Linked DNA regions of Homo sapiens: all the other regions are linked to region 2. Evidence: chromatin contacts called from ENCODE Hi-C or POLR2A ChIA-PET data. All regions are on one chromosome and are shown on one strand. Each heading gives the region's core, a stretch centred on a gene start or an enhancer-like site at or near the end of the contact. The rest is flanking DNA. Distances are from core to core; before and after follow the strand shown.

Region 1 (4,353 bases), core at 1,176-3,675, 83 kb after region 2:
CATGGGGATATACTTACACTAAAAAATTATTTGTTGTTTATCTGGAATTCAAAGTTAACTGGGTGTCCCGTATTTTTATTTACTAAACCTGGCAATGTTACCCCAAATGGCCTCTCATTTTTAGGTTTCTCAGGGCATACACTCCAGAAAAGGTGACTCTGCCACTTCAATTTCAGTGATAAAGGAACCTGAGCCATGTAGTGTCCTGGGAAGAACAGGACTTTGTGGTCAGAGTCTCATGAGGTCAAATCTCTGCTCCATGGCTCTGGGAAACTTGTTTGATCATTCTGAGGTCAGTCTCCATCCTCTGTTGTACAATGGGTTGATAATTCACAGACGCCATCACAACACTTTGCAGGGTCTGACACCTGGGACTCAGTCAATGGTGGCCACTGCTATTGATGTTACTCTTATTTGGACAAATGAACAGAATGTCCTGAGAGAGGAGATCGAAAGCCATGACAAGGCAGCCCCCTCACTCCCACCCAGTCCCCTTCTCTGAGCCGGGGAGACTGCTAATGCCAGAAGCAGAGGCTAGGGGTGTGGAGGGGGTTTGGGGTGCTCTGTGAGGATCTCTCTGGGGCCTGGGCTTTTTGCTCAAGCTCAGTATCTCATCTGGGATCCTGTTTTCTGAGGGCTTAGGATTCCTCCAGTGGAGCTGGGCCTGAGGTTGGAAGGAGAACCTGTACTGATAGGGTTTGGAATGGGCTAGTTGTGGGAGATTAAAGAGAAAACTAGTTGGGGTGGGGGAGCTGACCTTACTCTTCACAAGCAGGGCAGGCAGGTGCACAATAATGATAGCTAAATTTACTGAGTTCTTAGTATGTGCCAGGCATAGTTTTTTGTAATTTTAATGTATTACTTCATTTAATCCTCACAACTCCCCATTTTATAGGTGGGGAAATTGAGGCGCAGAGGGACTAGGAAACCTGCCCAAGGTCGCACAGTGAGTAAGTGGGACAGCCTGGCAGCTGTGTCCTAGTCACATGCTCAGCACATTGTGTATCTTGTTTCATTTAGTTCTCACAAGAGCCTTCTGAGGTCAGCGTGATTCTATCTTCATTGTGTAGCTGAGGGCACTGAGGGTTATACAATTTGCCCAAGGCCATAATTTACAGGGGCCATGATTCAAATGTGAATTTCCAACTTGCAGGTGCCTGGAGGTGTCAGGCAGGGGAGGAGGAGGCCAGTGATGACCTTTCCCCTCGTGCCAGCCCTCAGAAGAGGTGGAAGTGCCTGCCGTATGCCTTTGATTTATAGTGGAGCAGGGGTTTAGATCCAGCTGTCAACTTGGGAAGCCACGTGAGGATTCTATTTTTAAAAATGGCCTTGTAATTATAATAGTGGGGTAAAAACCACCACCACCACCCAAGCAAACAGGAAAACAACCTGAATGTCCAACAGTGGGGGAACCAGTTAAATCAATTATGGTACAAACCCATGATGGCATATTTGGCAGTTAAGAATCTCACATTTTCAGAGACTCTTAGCATGGGATAATGCCTCCAGATATAACTAAAAGCAGGATATAAAACTGCATAACAACCTGATCCCAATCGAAAGGTAATTTTGTATATGACTTCTTATACAGAGAAAACGACTAGAAGAAAATAGAAAGTTGATGGTGGTTATCTCCAGCAAAATTAAAGGCAATTAAAATTTTCTGAATTATCCTATCATGTACTTGCCACATGCTTTACAAATCAGTTCGTTGACTCACAGACCATTAATCAGCTGGCATGCAATCATGGCGTTTTGAAGGTGGGGAAACTGAGGCCCAGGCCAGGGAACGCGGTTCAGGCTGGCCATGAAGCCGCGTGTGTTTGTCCAGCTCGGACGTGTGGCCCTGCCGGGTGTAGGGGGGACACCCATGCCTCCAACACGCATAAGGGGGTGACTGTATGGGGGTCGTGGGGCGCCCTCCCCCAAGGGGCACAGCTAGAGCAAAGCAGAGAAAGGAGGGGGTGAAGGTGGGGTGGGGGCTGGGTGGAAGGGAAGGGTTGGGGAACCTTTCAAAAATGGAAACCAGATGAGCCGTTCAAAGAGGAGCAAATTCTCCACGGCGCGCTCCTTTGTTGCGAGCGTGTGAGGCGGCGGCAGCTGCGTGCCTCGCCCCCCAGCCCACAGCCCGATGAGGCGGACACGGATAACTGCATTAGATGCACTCAGCTCTTTTCAATAAAACGCCCTTGTTGGAGGCACAATAGGGGGAACAGGGCAGCAACCCCAGGCCGGGCCGGGGGCGCCCTGCCCTCCTCCCGGAGAGCGCAGAGCGCACTCATTTTTCCGGGCTCTGCTAATTGACGTTTGGCCGCTGCGTGGTTCAAAAGAAAAGGCCGAACTCAAGTCCACTTCCACCGGAAACCAGGCGGCCCCTCCCCTGCCGCCCCGCCATGGCTGGGTCTCTGGGGGCGCAGCCAGGGACCACAGTGCAGCTGGCCGCAGGTGGCGCGGAGGCTGCTGTGACTCAGAATAGAAGGTGTCCTGAAGGCTTCTCCCAAAAAGGCTCCGTGCGCAGGCTTCTAGTTTCTGTTTGAGGAGACAGGTGGCAGCAGCAAGAGCAAAGGGCAATTTCAGGGCTGGAAGACTTCATCAGTGATTACCCAAATGCCACATTCTTTTAGTGATTCTAGTAAAGATAGCCTAGAACATTCTTTTAAGTTAAAAAAAAAAAAAAGGAAGATTACTATTTCTTGAACCTCTCCAGTGAGTTGCTTTAACTGTGAGCTAGGTGTTTACCATCCCTGGTTTACAGATGTGGAAACCAGGACTTAGATTACTGGCCCTCTAAAATCGCACAGCTAGGAAGTGGTAGAGCTGGAATTTGAGCCCAGGTCTGTTTAACTTTAAAGCAGGGTTTTTCAACCTTGGCACTATTGACATTTTAGCCTGGATAATTCTTTGTTGTGGGGCCTGTCCTGTGCCTTGTGGGATGTTTGTAGCATCCCTGGCGCTATCATCCAGATAGGATCACCAAAAATGTGGCCAGACATTGCCAAATGTTCCCTGGGGAGCAAATTTGCCCCCTGTTGGAACCACTGTTTTAAAGCATCCCTGTCATGCTACATGTGCTGGCATACTCATCTTTGCTGGGCTCAGGAATTTAATCTTTTGGGAAAACCAATTGGCCATGTGGGATTCTTTTCTTAAAGTTCGGCCCCACATGGTTCATGTGGGTGAGGCAGGAGAAGAGTTGGCTGCATCAGACAAGGTCAACCTCTGTGTACCAGCACCTGAGTATCTGTGGAGTACTTGAGGCATTTTAAACTGGGTATCTGTCTGTCTACATTTCTTGGGCCTCATTGGGTTGGGAGTGGTTCTAGTTCCTTCAACTATGCTTCCCATTCCTCTCTGCCAAGACTGTCCCACAGAGGGTGAGCCAACACGCTGCCCCATTCCCCCCCGCCATTTCATTATGCCAGGTAGCAAGACTAGCCTTGGCCACTGGAATTGCTAATACATCAGGGAAAACACCTGGTGAAGGAAGGAGATGTCACCTATGCAAAAATGGAGCAGGAGCCTCATCTTGAAATGAGTAGGGAGAGGACTTTGTTGCAGGCAGCTGGCCCCACCACTGGCCCACAGTGCTGGGGAGGTGGCTTCACCTGATTTCATTTTTGGCTGCAACTTGTGCATGATCCTGCCTCTGCCTTTGCAGCATACTGTGGCCTTTTGCTGCTTTGGCTTATGAAATGGTTCCACTCCCCAGTCCCCAAAGTTCAGAGGCCACCCAAATCCAGCCCCAGGCTCTGGGGACACACTGAACGGAGGCCTGTTTCAGTTCAACTGCCTTCTTCTCACATAGACAGAGTTGATTTATAACTGGGCTCCATCATATTTGTTTTTCCAATTCTGGCCTTCTTACTCCCCAGATTGACTTTCTACTGGAAATGACTTTTACCAAAGGTACCTCTTGGAAGAGTGTCAGGTCCATAGGGAAGTTAGAGGCATCAGGGCCTACTGGACTTCAGGCCTGTCCCCAGCACCGTCCTGGGCTGCACTTTATTGGACGTGCTCATGGGTGGGGGGCTCAGAGACTTGGGGATAGGCCTTATCTTTTTAAATTGAGCCCGTTCTAGGGAACATAGAGGATAAGGGCTTGAGGAGCTCAAAGAGAGGAACAGACATCTGGAAAGAAAGGAAATAGGAAACTGGGACAGTAAAAAGCAACCAGCATCTCAGAGGATGAGGGATTAGGATTTTTGATAACTGAAGTTTGTCTCATCTCTCTTTTCCTTTAATATGCTCATAAGCTTTTGAGGGGTTAGCATAGAAGCAGACATGTGCATGCACACATCCTCAGTTTAGTTTGGTATAGCATACACATTTTTCCTGCTTTCCCTCTTAGCCAAT
Region 2 (3,999 bases), core at 152-2,651:
GTACATATAACTATGAATGGACAAGCTTATCCCTTACAAACTATCCAAGTTTCAGTTCTGAGTGCCTAAAGGCCCCTGAGGTCGAGTTAAGGGTCAGTTGCTCTCCTTCCGGAACTACTTTTTCTCTGTTTAACTCTAGTTGCAAGCATGCAACTCCACATTCCAGGCACTTCTCAAAAATGGGGTGCACTGGGTTCTACATAAAAGCATTAAAGCGAAGTTAAGCAATCTCTTTATGCCTAAGTTTCTAGGTCTACCAACCTTATCGGGACAACGCGGGAGTTAATATGGAGGGCTGTGTTTTACACCCACTTTGAAAGCACGGCATTGTCTGTTTCTAAAGAATTGTAAACTTTCATGTGTTACATTACAGAAATCTGAACGGAGAGGATTAACCAAATACCATTTGGACTTAAAAGCAGCTTGAGGCCGGGCGCGGTGGCTCATGCCTGTAATCCCAGCACTTTGGGAGGCCGAGACGGGCCGATCACGAGGTCAGGAGATCGAGACCATCCCGGCTAACACGGTGAAACCCCGTCTCTACTAAAAATACAAAAAAATTAGCCGGTGTGGTGGCGGGCGCCTGTAGTCGCAGCTACTCGGGAGGCTGAGGCAGAAGAATGGCGTGAACCCGGGAGGCGGAGCCCAGATCGCGCCACTGCACTCCAGCCTGGGCGACAGAGCAAGACTGTCTCAAAAAAAACAACAAAAAACAGCTTGAAACCTCTTCCAGCCACTCTCCCAGAGTGACGGACATGCAGAAATCTGTATTCCAGCCTCAATTCAAGACAGCCTTCTAGCTGCAGTCCCATTTTCAACATTTCATCAGTGAAAATCCTTTCATTTAAAAAATACTTCAGTGCCTTAGTCTTCTCACCACAACAAAACCACACAGCTGTGGCATGGTTGAAAAAAGAACTCGAACATCTAGGAGCTCCCTGCTTTGAGGGCAAATTTAAATTGCAAGCAGCAAGAGCTAAGGAAAGGCCAGGTATTTCTGCAAAGCTAAGTTTCTCCTAATTAGTAATCTTCTGGGTGTCTAAGAAAAACTTTAGATACAAGAAGGGTTGCCACTTTTCTCAGGAGACTCTTCTGGGAGAGATGATGATGAACCGAACGCCAAGGACTTAGCAGGGGCGAACGACGTCAACAGATGTCCCTCCAGACTCCGGCACCAGCCGGCCGAGCCCAAACGAGTTCTCGCCCCCGACCCCACCCACCGCGGGAGCAGGGTTCGGTCACTCGCAGTGTCAGAGAGGCCCACATCCTCCTAAATTTCCGGCCCTCCCAAAACTTCCGTCTTCCCTAGGTCCAACGGGGTGGACCCAAGGCCCAGGGGCGTCCCCGGAAGTGACGTAGGACGCGCCCTCCATTTTGTGGAGCGCCAGAGCTGCTAAGTGCGTCAGTTGTGGAGTGGCGTAGACGAGTTAAGTCCTGGTCTGCGTGGAGGTCGACGACTCCGTCGCAGACTACGGACCTGTCTGGGTCTCAGCCGCCAAAGACCCCGTCCGGTAGGTGAGTGGCTCACTTTGAGGGCAAGCCTTCTCGGATCGAGGCTTCTTCATGGCCGCTCAGATCGTGAGCGGCCGGGGCTGCTCTCTTTGCGGAGGATGGCGTCTAATGAGCGCAGTTGATTCGAGGTGGGCGCTGGGGCACGTCTCCCTTTTGGCATACTGTTTGAGGGGTACTGAGGTGAAAGGGCGGTCACTGTTCGGGTCGTTTTTACACAGCGGTTGTGCGCCCGTCCCTGCCAGTCTTAATGTCTTCATCTCCTGGACACGTAGAATAGTGGGCCGGGATCTCCCTGACTTTGCTGGCGATGCGGCTGGGCCTTTTGTAGGGCGGCCGCAGTGACCCCCGAGAAGGGGGTTGCTGGGAGGAGAAGGGAAGAGGGAATTTGGCACGCGCAGCTCTGCTGCCTTTGATTCCACCGCCGCCATTTTGTGGCCGCAGAGCGCCCGCCCGCTGCTGTTGGCGCAGGCGCGGTCGAGGCGTCGCGAGATTCTGGCTTCCACCCGCTGTGACGCGCCCGCGAGGCCGCCATTGGGCTGGCTTTGCGGAGGGCGCGGGCGGCTCCGCCCGCACTTCTCGGCCTTTCCTAACTGCGGCAGATGGGAGGGGGCCGGAGAGCCCGGAGAGTGTGCGGCTGCGCAGTTGGAAAGGTGGCAGTGGGCGTTGCGGTTGCTGCGGTCTGGGCCCAGTAGCGGACCGTGTTGGGAGGGAGCTGGGTTTTCATTTTGTCTGCAGGTAACCTGGCCTCATTAGAGGCTCTGTTGGCAATCTCGTTCATAACATCACTGTGTAAACATTTTATGCCGTTGATGTTTTTGATTGTTTAATCAGGCGTTTCTCTGTGACAGTCATTGCTATTATCTCGATTGAATTACTTTCTAATAGGAAGTACTAGCCGGACATCATGAGTGGCTGTCGGGTATTCATCGGGAGACTAAATCCAGCGGCCAGGGAGAAGGACGTGGAAAGATTCTTCAAGGGATATGGACGGATAAGAGATATTGATCTGAAAAGAGGCTTTGGTTTTGTGGTAAGTATTTAGAACTGGGTGAATTATCTGCTAAGTAGGTAGAGTTTTGATAAGCAGTTGTTTTCGATCTTGAGTCCGGGTGGAATATTTGCCTTCAGAAAATGTTACCCAGCCTTATGTCTGAATTTTATTGAGGCTGAAAACAACTTTAACTTGCCGGCTCACTGGAACCCCACTCCCAGTGGCTCCTTGATTAGGTTTGACTGTATGGCAGTGTCGTTAAGATACTCTTCCCATTCTGTCTCCTGATTTCAGTGCTCTTAATGTGTTGTAGAATACTCTTCTAAAGCCAATGTTAAGAGTCTTATGCTTACATTTTAGGAATTTGAGGATCCAAGGGATGCAGATGATGCTGTGTATGAGCTTGATGGAAAAGAACTCTGTAGTGAAAGGTGAGATTCCTGTGTAACTAGATAACCCTGGGACATAGAGCAGACTGGGTCTGCTGGCATATTTTTCTAAGTAGATTTATGTAGCTTAAGTGTGTAACGGAGATTTTTCTTCCCTTTTTGTAGGGTTACTATTGAACATGCTAGGGCTCGGTCACGAGGTGGAAGAGGTAGAGGACGATACTCTGACCGTTTTAGTAGTCGCAGACCTCGAAATGATAGACGGTATGTGAAGGGTGGATGGCTGCATTGAACAATTATTGTAGGGGTAGCATTTAAGATTCAGGAGTCATTAGCAGTGATGATTTTGGGTCCTGCCGTATAATCTGTTCTTCTATTCCCACGTTAGCCAGTTGTTCTTGATGAATCTATATGAGTCATAGAACACAAATCTATTGACGGAAGTCATTAGAATGGCTTGTGATATCTGATGGCTTGAACTTGCCCACAGTTGAACACAAGTGCTGTCATTGCATTTCTTCCATTGTGAATACGAATTTTCTTCCTCAGAAATGCTCCACCTGTAAGAACAGAAAATCGTCTTATAGTTGAGAATTTATCCTCAAGAGTCAGCTGGCAGGTTTGTTGAAATACAGTTTTGAGTTATTTTGATGTGGCTTTTTAAAAAAGTTAATGGGTAGCTAATGTTGTATTGTTTTATTAAAAGTAGTTTTAAATTAATGGATTTAATGGAATTGTAATTTTAAACATTTAATTAAATGTAATTTGGGGGATATTTTGAACTTTAATATTAGTGATCAAATGTAAATGTTTTGAGGATATTTTTCTTGTTTTTTAAAATCAATTTTTAACCAAATATTAAACCCTTTATTTGCCAGCCTGTCTGTGTCGTTGGCCTTATGACGAGGAGTGCCTGTGGGTTATCCTAATCGTTGTCTTGGTCACTCTTGGTTGGGCCTGGTTGACTTTGCCAGTCAGCTCCTACAGTGATCAGTTGGCCACCTCTAGATCTGTGTTTGCCGGTCTAGACGTTATCGGTGCACTTCCTTGAAGTGCCAGGTTGCAGCGATCCCAGAGCGTTGATAACGTGATCTGATCCCTAAGTTG
Region 3 (4,498 bases), core at 1,576-4,075, 110 kb after region 2:
GGCTTGGGAGGAGTTGGGAGAAGAAAATGCATCATCTGAATGATGGCCATGGTTACAACAGGCCTCATATGCCAACCAGAGGGAAAGAAAATACTTGCTGAGCAGAGTAACTGGAAAGCAGTTGCTCATAGTTTGAACTAAACTACATGATTGAAATCCAGAATAATGTAGATTTTTGGACCAGTGAACACTTGGAAATAAGCTTTCTGGCTGGAAAGCAGCATTTGATGTTAGGGATGGAAAGGGCTATTGCAATGCTTTTTCCCTGGGCACTTTGTGCTGCCAGATACTCAGGGCCATCTGAAGCATATTTACTTACTCCAGCAGATTTCTCAATAGTTCCAGCAACAGGAAGGAGTTGACCAGCTTGATAGGTGAATGTAGCCAGGTGGTAGAGTCAGGAAAAGCCTGTCACACTGCTGAGCCCGATGGTAACAGTTCCATCCTGTTGAGCCCCTGGAGGGTGAACACTTAGGTGGACACATGGATATTGATGTCAGTGCTGCACAGGGCACGGTACTGGACAAGTGTCACAAGTCCAGCTGGGCAAACTCCAGGATGCCAGGTCACAAGGGCTGTTTCCAGGAAGGGCTGACCCCTGATGTTTACATCCTTTTCCTCTGAAGCTCAGTGGAGCTCACCAGTCTCAGTTCACCTTGTAGGCCACTGAAGAAATTCCCAATTAGCACAGAGGAACGTCCAACCCTATGGGATTTGAGACTGGAGATTGCAGCCATCACATGATGGAAGCAGAATTAGACTCCAAAAACCTTGCCTTGAGTCTCGGCGTCTCGGCTCTGTCATTTGCCAGCCAAATGAGGCCAGGCAAGTCACAATCTCATGGAGTATTCACTTATCTACCTGTAAAGTAGGAATGTCTGACCTATTTCAGAAGATTGTTCTGAGGATAAAATGAGATGAGGCATTTGTCCTGTCCTCTTCAAATGCCATATTGTGATACTTTTCACTTAATTATTTTAAGGGCTTTAAAGACTCCATCTCCTTTACTTTTGACAACATCTCATGGCAGGGGATACTATTTTTATCCCCATTTTACAGAGAGAAAAACGGGACCCTGGATGAGTCAAGTGACTTCTTCAAGCTTATACCACTAGGTGGCAGACTCAGGATTTGAACCCTGCTGTACAGCTCCAGAGTCTGTCTGACCAAAGCACTCATTCCCAGTGGAGGAAAAGATAGACCATTCTTTTAGAAGTGCGCTTCATTTTTGTTTGGAGAACCACAAGTACTTTGTTATTGTTCCAGCATCCAGTCTGAGCTTTCTTGTCAGAGGGCAATGGGGAGAGGGGAAGTCGTTTAAGCAGGGAATGGTGAGTTCCGGTTTGCTGCTTAAAAGGATCACTGGCTTCTAAATAGCGAATAGACACACTGGCTGCCGTGTGGAGGTTGGATGGGGCCAGTGTGGAGAGAGGGCAAAACTGAATTCAGGAGTCAGGTGCGAAGCTGTTTCATGGAATCCAGGAGAGAAGCCCTGAGGGAGCAGAGCTAATCTTAGGACCTCTCAGACCAGATAGGGAGGGGGAGTGTGGCACTGATGCTTACAATCAAATTATAGAAAAGAATCCCTCCCTGCGAAGTAGCCCATACTGATGGAAGTAAGCACTAAAGGTTGTTCTCCACATAAGGAGATCGCTCTGGGTTTCATTTTGCGCCCCCCCGCCCCCTTCCCTGTGATTTCCTGGAGATGTCAGTCTCACTGAAGGCAGCTGAGCACCTTGCTCTGTTGAGGAGCCGGTGTGATGCAGCTGTGACCATTCCCAAGATGGCCTTCCGGGGATGGCCCTGGGCAGAGCCCCCCAACATCTGACTGAAGCTCCGCTGAGCTGTCCTCTCCAAGAGGGTCGGGCACCCGGGAGAGATCTCCTCTCCTTGTTCTACCCCATCTCTGGGATCTCTGCATCCTCAGACTGCCGCCTCCTCATCTATACTTTTCCTCCTTGTCTCCCATCAGGGGACCAGGGCCTCTCTGCCCGCCTCTTCCAGAGCTGCTGGGCTATAGAGAGGCTGCCCCTTGCCCTCCAGTTCAGAGGGGGAAGCTAGGATGCCTGAGTTCCAATCCTGGATCATACGGACCATAGGGCTGGGAGATGTGTGTGTGTGTGTGTGTGTGTGTGTGTGTGTGTGTGTGTGTGTGTGTGTGTGTAGGGGGTTACCGTACCCAAGAGGCCCTCCCCAGCGGCCAATGCCCAGCACACGCTTCACCTTGTCCCTTGCGACTTCTCCCGGGGCAGCCGCTGTGAGACTCAGGATGTCACCTCCCAGGGAGAGTCTTTGAAAGAAGTGGATGCTCCCATTCCCCACTCCAACGCCACAGCCCACCCTGTGCGGGTCATCCAGCGACTTCCCAGTTACTCTTCCCAGATGCAGCAGGGAGGCAGATCTCTCGGCGCCTTCGTGTCACAGCATTCTCATCTGATAAATGGGGCTAGGAGTATTTTCCCTGCCTACTTCACCAGGATGTTGGGACAATCACGAGCTTGAGCTAAGAAATATACATGCTTAAGGCATTATTATTAGCCAGGTGAGCCTTCTGGTGGGTGCCGGCTGCTGGGGCTCTCTCAGGCTTCCTCGGGCAGGAGTGCCGGGAGAAAGTTACTCTTTATCCCACTCTCTCCCGGGGCCTACTCCCGCGGAGCTCCTCGGCGGGGGGTTGACCACGAGTGGCTCCTCTTGCCCCTCTCCCATTGGCTTTCACCTGCCAGAGGGTCGGCTTCAACAGGCCTCTTGGCCCGTCAATCAGGCCCGCCGTGCTCCGCCCCGCCCCTCCCGGGGGTTTATAACGGGAATTCCCATGGCCCGGGCTCAGGCGTCCAACCTGCTGCCGCCTGGGCCCCGCCGAGCGGAGCTAGCGCCGCGCGCAGAGCACACGCTCGCGCTCCAGCTCCCCTCCTGCGCGGTTCATGACTGTGTCCCCTGACCGCAGCCTCTGCGAGCCCCCGCCGCAGGACCACGGCCCGCTCCCCGCCGCCGCGAGGGCCCCGAGCGAAGGAAGGAAGGGAGGCGCGCTGTGCGCCCCGCGGAGCCCGCGAACCCCGCTCGCTGCCGGCTGCCCAGCCTGGCTGGCACCATGCTGCCCGCGCGCTGCGCCCGCCTGCTCACGCCCCACTTGCTGCTGGTGTTGGTGCAGCTGTCCCCTGCTCGCGGCCACCGCACCACAGGCCCCAGGGTAAGTGCGCCCCCAGCTTTGCGCCCACCTGCGGAGGGAGGGGAGGTTGCTTCCCCCCTCATCCCTGAGGGAAGGAGGAGGGGGAAGAGAGATGTCAGAGACCTGTTGTCCTCTGTCTACTACCAGGTCCCCTGCGGGCTTGGTGAAGTTGCTGAAATATTTTTTTTCTCCCATTGGAGCCACCACCACTCTCCCTTTCTTGACCCACCATCCCTCCCCTGTCCCCGAACTGTCACTGGTGGGTTTTCTTTCCCAATCTCTTCTCTCCTGCATTTTGCTCAAGACCCTCAGAGGTGCCTCCTGCGTCGGAGAGAAGCTCGCTCTCCGCTCATGCAGGGCTTCCCTGTGGTCTCACGCTGGCGCCCGGTCCAGCGCGCTGGAGTTGTTGGCAGGCGGCGGGGGTTGGGACGGGGGCGGGTGCAGCTCTGCCTGGAGAGTTTTAGGTTACCCGCGAGCCACACAAGGACCTTGTGTTGTTGTTTTAAAAAGCGATCACTGCTCGTAAAACCCACAGCAGATAATTTTAATGTCACCTCCTGCCGGGCAGGCACTGGAAGAGGGTCAGAGGTGGGGTACTGTAAAGAGGTGGGAGGGGAGAGTTGCGCAATGTTCAGGGGTCTCTCCCCCTGGGTTCAGTGCTGGGAGGTTGAATTACTCGTTGAACCTTGGTCTGATTGGAGTTTCTGAACGACATGAAACCTGCCAATTCTGTGCACAGGACAGATTGTCCAGGGCATTGTAAAATCTCCTGGAACCGACAGTATTGTGTTCATTTCTGGTCTAGATTATCCCCGCAACACCCCCCACCAATTGGTCTAATAAAGAATTTCACTGCCTTGAAACATGTACTATTAAACGACCTAGTGGTTCTTTTGACCAAACTTAATCCAGGCAATCTCTGGCCAAGCATCAGTTTATGTCAGGGCAATTGACTCTTAACTGGCAGCCTGAGAGTCCATGTGAAAGTAGCTAGGATCTTTGTGAAAACAAGGTTGGCTCAACCAACTCGTGCTTTCTTTCTTGAACATCCTTGGGCCTGGCCCTTTACCACCTGTTCAGATTGCAGGTTGTTTATTCATAGCTTTTACTATATGAGAATCATCTTTATAGCTGTCGTGTGGAGAAAAAGTCTTGCAATGCTTGACAAGTCTTAATGACTGCCCAGATGCTGGGTTGATTACATCCAAGCCCAGGTATCACTGTGAGATCAGATTTGCAGCCATTTAGGAAAGAAAAGTGTTTGTCCCCGTGTTGGGCCAGCCCTTGCTTTTATGACCAGATGTGCAACAGCAGCAGTTAAAGTGTGGCAGA
Region 4 (4,000 bases), core at 144-2,643, 92 kb before region 2:
TTTTTATTTTTTCCGTGTATGAGAACTTCTGTTGATCAGAATCCCATCCAGAGACTGGCTCGCCAAAAGTGAAACTAGAGACAAGTTTGGGAATTGGAGAGAATAACTTTTCTTTTTGGAGTCATTGGCACCTGCAGTTGTGCTGCTGCCATAACACCTGCCTACAGAGAGAATGACTGCATCACTGTCGTGCCTGCCTATCTTACCCCACTGCCAGCTTCACAGGCTGTCTGATCAGCTCTGGTTTCCAGGGTGCTCAGGATTGTTATTCGACATTCCCCACTGCCTGGCACAGTGTGTGGCTCATGGTAGGCCTGTGTGCATGCTTACTGGATGGATGGAATAAGCGGTTGTATCCAGCTACCTCTTCTTTTCTCGCTTCTTCTTAACTTGGTACAGTTGTCTTCCTTTGCCCTCCTCGCTTCCATCCTTCCTTCCCTGCTTCCTTTGTACTCATTTTTACTCCTCAGCACTCTGGCAGAGCTAGCATGTACGTCGAGTGCTTTGGGGGTTAAAAGTATACACAAGACAATCATAAAACACCCTATGCAAGCCATCTATGTGAGGGGTTCCTCCAGAGCTCCCCACTCTTCCTCCTTGTCTCTTCTGCCCACTTTGTCTAGGGTAGCTGGGAATGTTTTCACTGTCCTAGGGGAATTTGCTGTTCTTCAGATTGAATTTGACCCCGTTTTCAGCCTTTATTTCCCACCAGAGCCTGATGGTGTTTGTATTGGCAAGCCAGAAGACTCCTGGCTTGGAGAGAATTAGAGTTAGTACAGCCTGCCTGGCCCTGTCTTTTCAGCCTCTATCTGAAGGGGCAAAACAAATTTTTCGGCCTTGGTTAATTGTTACTTAGCCCCTCTGATCCAGCCTGGGCAACTTTCAGGTAGCTCAGGCACTGACTAGCCTGAAGTCTCTGTTGAAACAGGGAAGATTAAAGTTGATTTGATTCATTTGAAGTAAAATCAGCAGGCTTTTGATGATTTCATTAATTTCCTCCCTTCTGAACACCCTCCTGTTAGCAGTAATTGGAAACCCTGACTCTGTTTCTCATTTCCCCCCCACCCCTCTGCTTTAATCTGAGACAACTGGAAACTGCACTCAGCTTTTTCATTTACTGGAAGAATGGTTTGAAGATGGTTTTAATGACTGGCTTTGACACTGTTTCCAGAAGCTGAGACTGTTGCCGTGCTTAAGTTCACACCTACCTGGGGGCCTCAGTTTTGCTCACCTTGCTTCTATAAAACTGCTTAGTTCTTGGTGTGCAGGTGGAAGAGGGTCCCCATGAGAATTCTCTTTTTATCCCAGGCAATATATATGCAAGCTTTTCATTACTCATTTTCATCACTCAACATTTACAGACTGCCTGGGGTGTGTGCCAGGCACTGTCCTAGTAACTGAGTGTGTTCCCAGCACCTCCTCCTGGCCCTGGTGGACGTCCAGAGGACTAGGTAGGTGAGATTCCAGCAGGATGGTGGCTAAACTCAAACCTTGGGAACTGTAGTCTCTGGGGCTTTCTTTCTCTATCTGTTTTTATAGTTGCAACTTCAGTTTCTGTGCTTTTTTTTTTTCTTGGGCCTGAAGAGGAATAAATAATATGAACCACCACTTGATGTCAGAGAAATAGCAGGTAGCAATAGCTGCAACAGCTAATCACTATTGGCAGTTGACAAGATGTACAAACACTTGCTTGTATATCATGTCATATTGTTGTCCTCACGGTAAACCATCACAGCCAGTAAAGGACAAAGCCAGAATTCAACCTAGGCCTTCCCATTACAAATCAAATACTTTTTGTTTATTATTGTTATTATTTTTAGAGATGAGGTTTCACTGTGTTGTCCAGGCTGGTCTAGAACTCCTGGCCTGAAGCTGTTCTCCCACCTGAGTGGCTGGGATTACAGGTGGGAGTCACCATGCCTGGCTCTGCTTTTTGTACTATGTTGTTTTGTTTGATGGTTTGGTTTTGTTTTTAACGCTGACTTCCCATGCTATTGTCTTTAGTATGACTTCAACCACTTAAGTGTTAAGAACCTATTATGTATGCATTGGGTCTTGTACAAGGAAGTCAGGGTCTCACAGTCTAATGGGGGGAAAAGATAAGACAATTCATCTTAGTTGCCCTTGAGTGATTCAGGTACTGAATGCTATTAGAAAGAAGAGAATTAACCCTGATGTCTGTCTAGGGAGGCTTCCCCAGAAGAGCCAAGACTTGAATTGGGCATGGTGGAAAGGCAATACTCAAACCAAGAGAGAGGTGAGGAGGAGTTTTGGTTCCTATATGACTACCTCAGACTCGGGGATACAAAGAAGGTGGTAAGGTTTGTTTCCTTCTTCAGACTTAGAAAACCAGTATCCTCTGGGGTGATGCTCCTCCAACTTTACTGTGCTTTTTCTTTTTTTTTTTTTCCTTTTTGAGACAGGTTCTTGCTCTGTTTCCCAGATTGGAGTGTGGTGGGTAATCACGGCTCATTGCAGCCTCCACCTCCTGGGCTAAAGCAGTCTTCCCACCTCAGCCTTCTGAGTAGCTGGGACTACAGGTGCATGCCACCATGCCTGGCTAATGTTTTTATTTTTTAAAAAAATTGTTTTTTTAGAGATGACATCTTAGTATGTTGCCCAGGTGGGTCTTGAACTCTTAGGCTCAAGCAGTCCTCATGCCTTGGCCTCCCAGAGTGCTGGGATTATAGGCATGAGCCACCGCCCACAGCCTTTACTGTGCTTTTTAAAATGAGATTCCCACATATTTTGCCCACAAAGAACCATTTAGTAGATCTCTGTACAGCCCAGCAATCTGCATTCTTTAAAAGTTTGCTAATAATGTAGAACAGTTCCCCAGCCTCTCAAGGTCTCCTGCCTGAAGAGAAGAACCGAAAGGTATAGATTTCATTTGTTCCTTTCCAGAGGCAGAAACTGTTTGGTCAGTCAGCTGCTCCCGTTATTATGGTGAAGGTGGTGAGGTGGCCCAGGCTTTGAGAAACACCATAACCCAAGGTGTTCTCATGCCCTTAGTGTTGCAGAAAGCATTAGGAACCAGGGACCTGGGTTTTGATATCATAGAGGTCTTACTTGATGAGAAGAGGACTAAGAGTGTTTAGGATGAAACCAAGGAGGAATGGGGACAGTGGATAATAAATTGTGTAAGTTAAGTTGACTCTGACAGCACCTGGGTCAGTCTGTCTGCCAGCTTGATTTGAAGGCAGGTGGGGAAACCCACTGAGTCTGAGTACCTTTGAAACAAAGTTCTGGCCTTGCTCAGAGTTACTCATGTTACTCTGTTACGCCGGGCGTGGTGGCTTACGCCTGTAATCCCAGCACTTTGGGAGGCCGAGGCGGGTGGATCACAAGGTCAGGAGATCGAGACTATCCTGGCTAACACGGTGAAACCCCGTCTCTACTAAAAATACAAAAAAAATTAGCTGGGCGTGGTGGTGGACGCCTGTAGTCCCAGCTACTTGGGAGGCTGAGGCAGGAGAATGGCATGAACCTGGGAGGCGGAGCTTCCAGTGAGCCAAGATCACGCCACCGCGCTCCAGCCTGGGCCACAGAGTGAGACTCCGTCTCAAAAAAAAAAAAAAAAAGAAAAGTGTTTTTACAGACCTGTTTGGTAGCTTAGCTTTCAGATGACTGTTTTGCAGAGGGGAGTGGGTGGGGTGGGTGGCAGCAGTGGAGACAGCTGCATGGTCAATCAGGGGGTGAGTAGAAACAGATCTGCCAGAGGATTTAGCAGTCTTGATGAATCTAATTATTTATTTCTATATTTTGTGACCATATGGTACCTAGGGTGGTTATAAAGATTAGAAAACAATCACCAAGTTACCAAATACCCTGTTAAGAAGTGATATGCCTTAGGTTGGAGGCATTGTAAAAATACTATAGGCGAAAAGAATTAACACTTATAAACATGTAATGTGTTCCACTGTAAACTTAAAAAATGGAGACGAGTGTAATCACACATGGATACTTGCCTCCCAGATTTAATATTTTGCCATACTTGCTT
Region 5 (4,617 bases), core at 1,666-4,165, 73 kb before region 2:
AGTGGCCCTGTGTGTTCTGGGCAGTGGCAGAAAGGTAGCCCTCTAATTCCAGGTCACATCCCCATTCTGCATTTAGTGACAACCTTCCTTTCACATATCCGTCTTAGAAGTCTTGTGTTCTCAGCCAGGCTTGGTGGCTCACGCCTGTAATCCCAGTACTTTGGGAGGCTGAGGCGGGTGGATTACCTGAGGTCAGGTGTTCAAGACCAGCCTAGCCAACATGGTGAAACCTGTCTCTACCGAAAATACAAAAATTAGCCCGGTGTGGTGGCACACACCTGTAGTCCCAGCTACTCAGGAGGCTGAGGCAGGAGAATTGCTTGAACCCGGGAGGCGGAGGTTGCAGTGAGCTGAGATCATGCCACTGCACTCCAGCTTGGGTGACAGAGTGAGACTCCGTCTCAAAAAAAAAAAAAAAAAAGAAGTCATGTGTTCTCAGCTGAAAATGCCTACATATCTTCTCCCACTTGCAACTTTGCTGTCTGTGATCCTTAAATAGCTCCATTGTGTGTAGTACACAGAAATTAGTGAAGGAAACTGTCCTGCCTTTTCCCTCCACTTCTCTGGAAAAATGTGGCCCCACCTGAGATATGAACTGAGTCCTCTGGGCACAACTAAACTCACCAGGCCATATTCTTCTCCAAACAGGAATTATAGCAGCTTTTGTCCATATGTATCCCACCCCTATGTTATACTTTGTAGGTCTTGGGGTAAATTTTTTTCTGGTGGCATCAGAAAAAATCAAGAAGCTTCCTTGTAGAAGGGCCAGCCAGAATTTGAATGCAGACTCTAGTACTTAGAATCCAGGTGACCTCAGTCCATTACTAAATTTTTCAGAGCCTCAGTTTTTTCTGAACAAATCAAGTTTTATACCACCTTCTTCCTAGGGTGGAAGAATTTAATAGGATAACACTTTTAAAGTACCAGTGCAGTGCCTGGTGATAAATGTTAATTCTCTTCCTTACTTGTATCCTTTTGGCAACAGAGATCATTAAATTTGTTTTAAATTTGATTGTGTGTTTCTTGAGGCCCTGCTGTGTATGCCTGGGACTGTACTTGGCATTAGGAGTTACCATTAGCTGGTAGGATTGGAAATGAAACCACAATTTTGGCCTTTGTACCCAAGAGTCCAACCCTGTTTTAAACTCTAAGCCAGACTCCTAAGTCAGTTATCACCTGCTCATCAGCTTTCCTTCTGAGCTGCCGTAAACAGCCATCTGGGCCTTTCCTGAGAGGACCAGTCATCTCCTCTGGGAGATGAGGAATTCTGAGAGGGGAGAGCAAACACATATTTTAGCTCAGGTAGGTGATATGGTGAAGGAGATGAGAACAAGAAGTGACAATGGCTGATGAGGAAAAAATAAGCATTCTCTGCTTTTTCTTAAGCCTTTAACTGCCACTGTCAAGGGAAACAGTAACACTTGCTAATACACGTGGAATAGCCTGGCTCCCTACCTCCATTGTCATCCCACCATCTGGAGGTGGAGGTAGGAGACAGCTGTGGGCTCTGCTCTATAGGTCACTGTACTGACCTATAGCAGTGGTAGTGGCTTTGGGCACTGAGTGGGCTAGCCCTGTACCTGGAGCAGCAGGATAAAGGAGAATGGTCCTCTGGCCTGCCCCTCCTTGTAGCAGTGGTAACAGTGGGAGGGGGAGGGGTTCCCAGCCCCAGCTGGCAGCCTGTTTCCCTGGGTCCCTGAGCTGCAAGAACAAGAGGAGGTGAAAGGGTAACAGGCCATATGGAGTCCATTTGTCAGCCAAGAGCAGCCTGGGCTGTATTGTCGAGAACGGGAAGTGAAAAAGGAGCCGGCTTATTACTGAACTGGAACAAGGAGAGAGCAAACAACACCCCCCAAAGTGCTTATCCTGCTCTGTTTTCTGCCTGCCCCCTCTCCAAATATCCAGAAATTTCTGAAATAATCCTTTTTCTTTTTACCAAAGCCTTTGCCCATTCCAAAAATCAGAGATAAGGGTTTAGTTTGCTACATGAAAATTTATCAGTGCCTAGTAATGTGCCAGGCATGATACAAGACCCTTTCAAGTATGCAGTTTTGTTAGTCTTCTAAAAAAACCTGTGGAGCTGGATATTGGCTGCTAAGGACTAAGGCTCAGAGGAGTTATGACAGTTGACAAGGCTGCAGAGCAGGCCCCTGGGTCAAACCCAGATTCATCTGTCTGACCCCCAAGACTATGCTCTTACTCCATGTGGCTCTGGTCCTGTTAGGTAGGCAGTGTATTTTCACAGTTAGGTACCAATTTGGAGAATACAAATTGTACCCTGGAGAGGGATGCTCTTTGCCGTTGTCTGTTATTGACTCATCTCAAATCAAAAATCATTGTGGCTCATTGCAGTTGAAAACAAGACAGTGTTTTGAAATAAGGACAAAATTTTGCAAGTCACGTTGGTTTTCTACTAAGCATCTACTATCTCCTGGATTATTTGTCAGGTACTAGGGATACAAAAATGAGCAGAACAAGTCTCTGCCCTATGGCTTAGATGTGTGGGTTGGTGGTTATTGGGGAAATGGAGGAAGGACCAACCTGTGAGAAAACCTGCAGAGACTACAACATGGTGATAGGTTACAAATAGGAGTGAAGATGATGTAATGGGAACCCAGAGGAGGAATAATAAAGCTGCTGTTATTGAACACTTAGTATGTGACAGACCCATTACCAGGTACTTTACCTGCATAGTTGTGATTAACCTTTTGAATCCCCATGTTAAAAATGAGGAAACTGAGGAATAGGAAGATCTCCCCAGGACTACCCAGTGGGTAACTGTTGGAGCAGTGTGCAACCCCAGGCCGTGAAGTCTCAGCCCAAGCTGGTAAGCTCCACCCTGTGCTGCTCATTGTTTCTCTCTGGCCATGCCTGGGAAGGTGGCCTTGGAACCTTGGAGATGGGTGGGGTTCCAGCTGACTGCATGTGCTTTCAGTTCAGGGTTTCTAGGCTGGGAGAGAAACAGTACTTTTGACTGAATGACTAAGGACTTTAGAGGCTTAGGTGCCACTAAAAGCACTTTCTTTTATTGAACGCTGTGCCTCAAACATGAAAACTCCAGGTGACAGGAGTTTTTATGTTTGAGGCAGGGTGCAGTAAAAGAAAGTGCTTGTTGGCTCTGAGGCCTCTGGCTGGCATTTTCCCTCTCCTGTGAGGGGGAGGAAGTGAGGGGCCCAGGCCTAAAACAAGATGGACAGGTCCGAGGCCTGTCCCACCTGTCAGTTGCTGATCTTCCGAGGAGGGCTTAGGTTGAGCCTCTCTTAGGAAGGCAGTGGTGGGGGCCCGAGAAGAGCCACAGGAGGTATCCTGAGCCATGGGTGGTTTCTCCCTGTGTTCTCCCACCCCAGCTCTGGTGCCACACCCTGAAAAAGGCTTGAGCTACTGCAGGCTGGCTCTCCCCCAGTGAGTGGGAAGTTCTCATGAGAAAAGGGATCCTGACTGGACAATAGGCTTCCTGTCTGACTGCTAGGAAGATTTGTCTCATAGGAGAGGAAGGTTGCAAATGGCATGAGAAACCATCTCACTTCCCTCTCACTGCAGCCTGTTTTAGACTTGACTATTTGGCGGGATCGGGAAGCCAGAAGGCTGGGCAGAGCCATGGACCAGAGCAGCCCCAGGTATCTCTTAAGTAGTGGGACTCCTGCCTGTTTTCCGGCTCTCACCACAAGTCCACAGCAGGAATCTGTCCCAATGCAGGAATTTCTGCATGGACAGGATGATCTCTAGCCCCTCACACCTTGTGCTGTATCCAAAACCACAATGGTTGCAGGACTTTTGCGAAGGAACCTTGGAGAGGTAGTGAGGCCCGCCAACTTTAGACAAATTTGCAAATGTCAGAAGAGATCTCAGAGGTGATCTGGTTCATTGCCTTCATGTATTGAAACTGAGGCCCAGAGTCTACGGGCAGTACCCAGTTTGTCCTTGTCACTGGACTCTGCCATCTGTGGCTCCCTTGACAGATTATGGGTGTGAGAGAAGCCTGACTCCGAGACCCTCTGATACTGCCCAGTGCTGTGGAATGGGAATACAGCCTTCTGGGGTTCAAATCCTAACTGTGCCACCCACCTGCTGGGTGAAATTGAGCAAGTATCTCAACCCCTGGCTCATCTGTGTAATGCATTGTTATGTTTCTAGAGGGTTTTTTGTGAAACTTAAATGAGTTACATATGTAAAGTGCTCAGATAGTGCCTGGCCTGTAGTCAGTGAACACAAGCTGTTGTTATTAGGAGGCTTCAGAAGAAACCTTTTGACCATATCAGATGTCATCACTTGTTTTTTCTTCTTTGTATTTGTCTGGAATGCTCTAATTCCAACTTGCCTGGGAGGCTTTCTTTAGGGGAATCACCTCCCCTTTGAAAAAGGCTGTTCATACTGGGTATAACTCTTTCTTTTATATGCTGTACGAAGTAGCTGGATGTCTCCAAAGCCATAGGCTGAGCACATCAAATGGGGAAATGAGCCACAAAACAGAACCTGGCAGGTTTCCTGATGCCCTGCCCCCCTCAGCAGGCCCCGGCTTAACTGAGTGGTCAGGCTTGCAGCTTAGAAGCCAGAGTTCCTGGTGAATCCAGCCCTGCCAATTACAAATGTGTGGCTTGAGGCAGATCACTCAACTCA

What was found. A loop is a pair of places that touch in the nucleus more often than their neighbours do. ChIA-PET counts read pairs that join two places held with the same protein, here RNA polymerase II (POLR2A). Pooled maps may share reads with other maps.
Region 1: a map of gastrocnemius medialis shows a loop between it and region 2 (10-fold over the local background). The contact joins the enhancer-like site here to the promoter of SRSF5 in region 2. A Hi-C loop is called at or near these places in 1 of 168 maps with a recorded cell type or tissue (gastrocnemius medialis) and 1 of 50 pooled maps. POLR2A ChIA-PET finds 5 or more read pairs at or near these places in 5 of 52 experiments (A549, H1, HepG2 and 2 more).
Region 3: a loop to region 2 is called in a pooled map, with 2.2 times the contacts of the local background. The contact joins the promoter of SMOC1 here to the promoter of SRSF5 in region 2. A Hi-C loop is called at or near these places in 1 of 50 pooled maps. POLR2A ChIA-PET finds 5 or more read pairs at or near these places in 6 of 52 experiments (H1, HEK293T, HepG2 and 3 more).
Region 4: a map with no recorded cell type shows a loop between it and region 2 (5-fold over the local background). The contact joins the enhancer-like site here to the promoter of SRSF5 in region 2. A Hi-C loop is called at or near these places in 1 of 168 maps with a recorded cell type or tissue (naive thymus-derived CD4-positive, alpha-beta T cell), 5 of 37 single-sample maps with no recorded cell type and 13 of 50 pooled maps. POLR2A ChIA-PET finds 5 or more read pairs at or near these places in 14 of 52 experiments (CD4-positive, alpha-beta T cell, H1, MCF 10A and 9 more).
Region 5: a map of heart right ventricle shows a loop between it and region 2 (10-fold over the local background). The contact joins the enhancer-like site here to the promoter of SRSF5 in region 2. A Hi-C loop is called at or near these places in 4 of 168 maps with a recorded cell type or tissue (cardiac septum, dorsolateral prefrontal cortex, heart right ventricle and 1 more), 3 of 37 single-sample maps with no recorded cell type and 12 of 50 pooled maps. POLR2A ChIA-PET finds 5 or more read pairs at or near these places in 10 of 52 experiments (CD4-positive, alpha-beta T cell, HEK293T, MCF 10A and 5 more).

What each region holds. Positions count from the first base shown.
Region 1 is chr14:69,848,071-69,852,423 of GRCh38, forward strand. No RefSeq gene overlaps it. Among named protein-coding and RNA genes, the nearest start is that of SMOC1, 29 kb to the right of the region's middle. Within about 2 kb of position 2,426, at least 3 of the 41 ENCODE cell types and tissues checked have a DNase peak (open chromatin) inside an H3K27ac peak, as active enhancers do; they include gastrocnemius medialis, where a contact is called at or near this core.
Region 2 is chr14:69,765,741-69,769,739 of GRCh38, forward strand. SRSF5 (serine and arginine rich splicing factor 5) reads left to right here and starts at 1,402. Exons shown (of 8, transcript NM_001320214.2): 1 at 1,402-1,515; 2 at 2,398-2,542; 3 at 2,864-2,934; 4 at 3,058-3,156; 5 at 3,442-3,511. The coding sequence starts at 2,417. LOC100289511 (a long non-coding RNA gene) reads right to left here and starts at 1,973. Exons shown (of 1, transcript NR_029378.1): 1 at 543-1,973. RefSeq lists enhancers at 1,269-1,318, 1,359-1,408, 1,518-2,282, 2,279-2,328.
Region 3 is chr14:69,876,591-69,881,088 of GRCh38, forward strand. It overlaps SMOC1 (SPARC related modular calcium binding 1), which reads left to right and starts at 2,826. Exons shown (of 12, transcript NM_001034852.3): 1 at 2,826-3,187. The coding sequence starts at 3,089. RefSeq lists a silencer at 2,924-3,013.
Region 4 is chr14:69,673,983-69,677,982 of GRCh38, forward strand. All of the region lies in intron 2 of SUSD6 (sushi domain containing 6), which reads left to right. Among named protein-coding and RNA genes, the nearest start is that of SUSD6, 64 kb to the left of the region's middle. Within about 2 kb of position 1,394, at least 4 of the 41 ENCODE cell types and tissues checked have a DNase peak (open chromatin) inside an H3K27ac peak, as active enhancers do.
Region 5 is chr14:69,691,636-69,696,252 of GRCh38, forward strand. All of the region lies in intron 2 of SUSD6 (sushi domain containing 6), which reads left to right. Among named protein-coding and RNA genes, the nearest start is that of SRSF5, 73 kb to the right of the region's middle. RefSeq lists an enhancer at 2,851-2,900. Within about 2 kb of position 2,916, at least 21 of the 41 ENCODE cell types and tissues checked have a DNase peak (open chromatin) inside an H3K27ac peak, as active enhancers do; they include heart right ventricle, where a contact is called at or near this core.